2 separate regions of the Homo sapiens genome follow, and region 1 is linked to region 2. A link is a contact called in ENCODE Hi-C or POLR2A ChIA-PET data. All regions are on one chromosome and are shown on one strand. Each heading gives the region's core, a stretch centred on a gene start or an enhancer-like site at or near the end of the contact. The rest is flanking DNA. Distances are from core to core; before and after follow the strand shown. Region 1 overlaps EHD4 (EH domain containing 4). Region 2 overlaps MGA (MAX dimerization protein MGA).

Region 1 (3,400 bases), core at 260-2,759, 260 kb after region 2:
AAGTCAAAGGTGTCCCCCTTTGACTGTGACCTTGGTAAATCAATCTCTGGATCTCAGACACAGAGGAAGAACTAGAATTAGGAAGAATTACTGTATTATAAAGCTTGCTTGCATTATCAATTTGTTTGGTGATACTTTCACAGATAATACAAAGTTAACATTCAGTGTTCAATTTCACCATCAAAGAAATACCAGTAAAGACAGAGCACATTAACAAATTTTTGAAAACTCGGAATCATCAATGCTGGCAAGGGTCCTGTGAGATAAACACCCTTATATATGTTGGTGGGGGAATAAGTTGGTCTAACTTCACTAAAAAGCAATTTGACACCATGTGTTAGAAGCCTTTAAAATGGGGGTCTTGCTGGGAGCGGTGGCTCGTGCCTGTAATTCCAGCATTTTGGGAGGCCGCAGTGGGAGGATCGCTTGGCCTAGGAGTTCGAGACTAGCCTGGGCAACATGGAGAAACCCCGTCTCTACAAAACATACAAAAATTAGCCAGGTGTGGTGGCGTGCATCTGTAGTCCCAGCTACTTAAGAGGCTGGGGTGGGATGGTCGCTTGAGCCCAGGGAGGTTGAAGCTGCAGTGAGCTGTGACCATGTCACTGCACTCCAGCCTAGGTGACAGAGTGAGACCCTGTCTCTAAATAAATAAAGAAAAAATAAACTCAAATGGGGATTTTGCGGAGTTGACCTCTAACAGCTCGTGCTGGTGTTATTTGAGGGCCTGTTTCCTCTCCTCTCTTGGGCTGTCATTTCCTGCAGGGCATGGTCTATATACTCAGTACTTTAGAAACCTGGAGTCTGGTAGGAATGATTTGAGTCAGCCTCTTATCTTTACAAGCGACAAGACTGAGGGTTAGTGCAGGAACATGGCTTGTTGCTGGTCAAACTCACAGGGTGGCCATGCAGGATCCAGAACCTGCAGCCCCTTTCTCCTGGCCCCAGACTTCTGCTCTTACACCAGGCACAGCACCATCACCCTGGGGTCCTACACTGCCCCCAGCTCCCTGGTGCTCTAAGCAGGACCTGGCAGATCCCTGACTTTACATATGACACTCTAAGCTGATTGCCCTGAAGAAGATTTTTCACTGGGGGACTGCAGAAACTCAGATTCATCTGTTACACTGCTGGGTAAACAGGTACATGTCAGTGCAGTGAGGGAACTCGGAACAACCAAGACACCAAGTATCTGACATGGAAAAAGGGAGAATGAAGTGATGGATCCACACACAGCAAGCTGGAAGGGAAGAGTCTGAGCTGATGCTGAGGTGCAATGTGCATAAATGGGTCAATCACACAGCCACACGGGATAGACAGCCTGATCAACTGTGTTAGACATTTCTCACGGTGGGAGTGCCTCAGAGGCTTTCCCAAAGCTACGAGTTTCAGGGACTCTAGTATTATCTGCAATAACAACAATTCAAAGGAACAAGAGGACACAGGAAGACCACCGTGATTCAGAGCTGATTAGCCCCTCCACAGGCATCCTGTGCTTTGGAGACTTGATTTTTGTCCTTGGCTCCACTTTGCTCCCCCTTTCCTGTGTTCTCGGAGAGGCCTGCCAATTCCAGCAATGATTGCTCCAAGGTTCTCGAGCCAAGCCAGCCACATAAAAAGGTATGGACATTTGGATTCCAAGCAGCTGGGCGGAAGGGATGGTGGGATGGATGGGAGACCTGACATCCCCTTGTCCTGGTCCGATGAGGTCCCCAGTTCAGACTCATCCAAGTGGCTCTGGGGTACCCCGGTTGCCAGCATTCAGCCCAAGCTCACAGAGCTACTTTGATGCAAGAGTATATATGGATGGTGTCTTCTTTTTTTCATTGCTTAGGCTAGAATTTTTTTTTTCACTTCATAGAAGTGAATGTCATTTATGACAAGGGGAAGAAAAAAAACTCTCAAGATATTGAAAACAGAGATACTCTCAATATGTCCAAGCACCATCTTCTCAACGATGAGCTTAAGAATGAATAAAAACCAAACAAATCTAAGTGGCACATTATTCAAACAAATGCTGGAGTAGTGGGCAAAGCATTACACTTTAAATAAATATACCTAACGCTTGAGGACTCGTTATGTGCTAAAGTCTTTACATGAATAGTCTCATTTCATCCTAACTACCTTATGGGCAGGTACTATTTCTATCCCTATTTTACAGATGAGGAAACTAAGGCTCAAATGGGTTAAGCGGTTTATTAAGATGAAGGATTTCTTACTAGTCTTATGAGGACACCACCCACCCTAAATCAGAGCCTGAGAGGCCGACGGGTTCCACTGGGAATGTTTACAGGAACGTGTCCTGTGAATCATAACAAATACACAAATGTAAGATTTTAAAAATAATACGGCACATATATTTTGAGTGTTGTATGAGCATTATTTTTAAATTATCAAGCCAAATCTAAAGAAATGGTTTGTGTGGGCTGGGCGTGGTGGCTCACGCCTGTAATCCCAGCACTTTGGGAGGCCGAGGTGGGCGGATCACGAGGTCAGGAGATCGAGACCATCCTGGCTAACACGGTGAAACCCCGTCTCTACTAAAAATACAAAAATAAAATTAGCCAGGCATGGTGGCGGGCGCCTGTAGTCCCAGCTACTCGGGAGGCTGAGGCAGGAGAATGGCGTGAACCCGGGAGGCTGAGCTTGCAGTGAGCCGAGATCGTGCCACTGCACTCCAGCCTGGGTGACAGAGCAAGACTTTGTCTCAAAAAAAAAAAAAAAAAAAAAAAAAAAAGAAATGGTTTGTGTGATGATAAACGAGATCTTAAAATATGTTCGTGCATACCTTGGCATCTGTGCATGGAGTTTGGGGGTTCAATTCATTGCTATTGCCTGAAACATTTTTAAAATAAGTTTTGGAAAGTTTCATGTAATATATTTTTCTTCAGAATACTTACTTGATCCACTATTTCACTAGGAGAGGGATGAAAAGGAAGAGTTACTACTTCTACTCTGATTTGATTTGAGCCTGGAAAGATGTTTTAAGAGCAGTTTCTGGCCGGGCACGGTGGCTCACACCTGTAATCCCAGCACTTTGAGAGGCTGAGGTGGATGGATCATGTGAGGTCAGGAGTTCAAGGCCACCCTGTGGCAAACACGGTGAAACCCCGTCTCTACTAAAAGCACAAAAATTAGCCGGGCGTGGTGGTGCGCACCTGTAATCCCAGCTACTCGGGAGGATGAGGCAGGAGAATTGCTTGAACCTGGGAGGCGGAGGTTGCAGTGAGCCAAAATTGCACCACTGCATTCCAGACTGGGTGAGACTCCACCTCAAAAAAAAAAAAAAAAAAGCAGTTTCTATTGTTTAATCTATCCTTGTGTTTCACACCAGGAAAAGTAAGTGGGAGAATCAAGCATTTATTACTTCCAAAGTCTTACAAGATAGGCCAAGATATAT
Region 2 (3,327 bases), core at 125-2,624:
GCGCCCGGCTCCAGGGTTTAATTCAGTGGTGCAATTGTAGCTCACTGCAGCCTCGAACTCCTGGGCACAAGCAGTCCTGGCACCTCAGTCTTCTGAATAGCTGGTACTACAGGCGTGTGCCACCATGCCTGGCTATAAATGCTGTTTTCAGTCATAGGCTTTGAACTATTTAAAAAAAAATGCCCACAATCCTTTGTTACATGTTATTTGTTAGTGAATATATATAGTGGTGTGTATAGTTTTTCTCAAAGCAGTTTTCATCCTGCTTTCCTGTGCTGCTAACGTGTTGACTTGTATGGATATTTTGAGGTGGGGGGAAATGAGAGGTGCAGTTTTAGAATTTCTGAGTCTGAGAATTTTAATTCGTCATTACTTTATGTGGAATCTTTTTTTTTTTTTTCTTTTTTGACACAGGGTCTTGCTCTGTCGCCAGGCTGGAGGCAGTGGCACAATCTCGGCTCTCTGCAACCTCCGCCTCCCGGGTTCAAGCGATTATTCTGCCTCAGCCTCTTGAGTAGCTGGGACTACTGGCATGTGCTACCACGCTGAGCTAATTTTTGTATTTTTAGTAGAGATGGGGTTTCACCATGTTGGCCAGAATGGTCTCAATCTCTTGACCTTGTGATCCGCCTGCCTCAGCCTCCCAAAGTAGTGGGATTACAGGCGTGAGCCATCGCTCCTGCCCAATTTTTTATTTCTACCATATTCTCAAGATACATTGGTACAGTTCTTAGGCTTTCAATGGATGATTGGGAGGAGGGGGAAACTAGATGTTTATGTTGTTTTTGGATGAATTATACACAATATATCTGGGTCATACGTATTTGCCTTTAACTCCCTATCTTTTATTTTGGAAGAATTAGTGGTGAATTCTTTATATTGAAAGTGAGTTTTTCAATTTTAAAGTTGGAAAATCATCTGGCAACATCATGACTATACTAAAAACCAATGAATTGTATACTCTAAAATTGCTGCAATATTATGTTTTATGTTATGTGAATTTAATCTCAAAACATACAGGAAAATATCAGCTGGCAGTTTAATGGCCCTTTCCGGTTTGTGTTGCAATTCTTAGTTGTGATGGATGTGTGTTCGCTTTACAGGGTTGTTAATCACCGTGTGGATTTTTAGAGTTTTTGAGTGTTTTTGAGGAATGGCTCAGGAAATCTGATGTGTTACTTGGATTCCTAACATCTTTTTTTTTTTTTCTCTTCAAGTCTTGTTAATGGATCATTTTGTACTTTTAAAATCCCTTTCTCCTCTCTCTCTCCAGTCTTATTGCCAGCAGTTTTGAAGATGACTCCCGTGTAGCCTCACCGTTAGACCAGAACGGAAGCTTCAATGTTGTTATTAAAGAGGAACCTCTAGATGATTATGACTACGAACTTGGTGAGTGCCCAGAAGGGGTCACTGTGAAACAGGAAGAGACAGATGAAGAGACGGATGTATACTCAAACAGTGATGATGATCCTATACTAGAGAAACAGCTAAAGAGGCACAATAAAGTTGACAACCCAGAAGCTGACCATCTATCTTCTAAATGGCTTCCAAGCAGCCCATCAGGTGTTGCTAAAGCTAAAATGTTCAAATTAGACACTGGAAAGATGCCAGTAGTCTATCTGGAGCCCTGTGCTGTCACCAGAAGCACAGTTAAGATTTCTGAACTCCCCGATAACATGCTTTCCACATCTCGAAAGGATAAATCTTCTATGTTGGCAGAATTGGAATATTTGCCTACATACATTGAAAATTCCAATGAGACTGCCTTCTGCTTAGGCAAGGAATCAGAAAATGGTCTTAGAAAACATTCACCAGATCTCAGAGTGGTACAAAAATATCCCTTACTGAAAGAGCCTCAGTGGAAATATCCTGATATATCTGACAGCATTAGCACAGAAAGAATACTCGACGATTCAAAGGATTCAGTTGGAGACTCACTTTCAGGAAAAGAGGACTTGGGCAGAAAGAGAACAACTATGCTTAAGATTGCAACAGCCGCAAAGGTAGTGAATGCTAATCAGAATGCCTCTCCAAATGTCCCTGGAAAAAGAGGAAGGCCACGAAAATTGAAACTCTGTAAGGCAGGACGACCACCTAAGAACACAGGAAAGTCTTTAATTTCTACAAAGAATACACCTGTAAGCCCTGGGAGTACCTTTCCAGATGTGAAGCCTGATCTGGAAGATGTGGATGGTGTTCTCTTTGTTTCCTTTGAATCAAAGGTAAGATTGTAATTTTCAGGATTCTTTAAGGCTAATTAGTCATACTTGAATTGTATACTGGCTTGTAAGTAACTCGATTTACAATCTAGTTTTGTGATATCTATTTGTGAGGGTGTATGGGGGGTGGAGTTGGGAGGGAAGTGTCTCCAAAATGTTTGGTTTAGTTAATAGGAATAACTTAAGATACTTCATTTGAATAGACTTAAAAAAGTATGTCTTGCTTAGATTTCAGTTTACGATTTTTGCATAGCTGTGTTTAAAAAAAGTCTTCGGGTCTTACTGGAATTTTCATCATTATGGATTTTGGAAAGGACTAAAAATACATGAAATATTTACTAACTCTTTGGTGACGCTCCATTTCTTTTACCTCCTGGTTTTCTTTTATTTTTCTTTTCTTTTTTTTTTTTTTTTGAGACAGAGTCTTGCTCTGTTGCCCAGGCTGGAGTTCAGTGGCACGATCTCAGCTCACTGCAATCTCCGTCTCCCGAGTTCAAGCCATTCTCGTGCCCCAGCCTCACGAGTAGCTGGGATTACAGGCGTGTGCCACCACACCCAGCTAATTTTTGTAATTTTGGTAGAGACGGGGTTTTGCAATGTTGGCCAGCTAATTTCTAACTTCTGGCCTCCAGCAGTCTGCCTGCTTCAGCCTCCCAAAGTGCTGGGATTACATGCATGAGCCACCGCTCCTGGCCCTGGTTTTCAGTAGTAGTAGTAGAGTACCATTGGAGAACCAAATATTAACAGTCATCTTAACTCTCCTGTCTTACACATTGAAGTCTCTGTTTATTCCACTCTGACTCTTCAACCAGATTATTTTTCTTGGAAATTTTTATAGAAGCCCAGTCTTTTTTTATTTATTTTTTGAGATGGAGTCTCGGTCTGTGGCTCATGCTGGAGTGCAGTAGCGCAATCTTGGCTCACTGCAAACTCCGCCTCCTGTGTTCTTGCCATTCCCCTGCCTCAGACTCCCGAGTAGCTGGGACTACAGGTGCTCGCCACCATGCCCGGCTAATTTTTTTTGTATTTTTAGTAGAGACGGGGTTTCACCATATTAGCCAGGATGGTCTCGATCTCCTGGCCTCGTGATCCTCCTGCCTCAGCCTCC

The links. A loop is a pair of places that touch in the nucleus more often than their neighbours do. ChIA-PET counts read pairs that join two places held with the same protein, here RNA polymerase II (POLR2A). Pooled maps may share reads with other maps.
Region 1: a loop to region 2 is called in a pooled map, with 2.5 times the contacts of the local background. The contact joins two enhancer-like sites. A Hi-C loop is called at or near these places in 5 of 50 pooled maps. POLR2A ChIA-PET finds 5 or more read pairs at or near these places in 4 of 52 experiments (PC-9, T-cell, activated CD4-positive, alpha-beta T cell and 1 more).

The regions. Positions count from the first base shown.
Region 1 is chr15:41,956,687-41,960,086 of GRCh38, forward strand. The region is part of intron 1 of EHD4 (EH domain containing 4); the gene reads right to left. Among named protein-coding and RNA genes, the nearest start is that of EHD4, 14 kb to the right of the region's middle. RefSeq lists an enhancer at 588-707. Within about 2 kb of position 1,510, at least 4 of the 41 ENCODE cell types and tissues checked have a DNase peak (open chromatin) inside an H3K27ac peak, as active enhancers do.
Region 2 is chr15:41,694,802-41,698,128 of GRCh38, forward strand. It overlaps MGA (MAX dimerization protein MGA), which reads left to right. Exons shown (of 24, transcript NM_001400225.1): 3 at 1,274-2,222. Among named protein-coding and RNA genes, the nearest start is that of MIR626, 4.9 kb to the left of the region's middle. Within about 2 kb of position 1,375, at least 7 of the 41 ENCODE cell types and tissues checked have a DNase peak (open chromatin) inside an H3K27ac peak, as active enhancers do.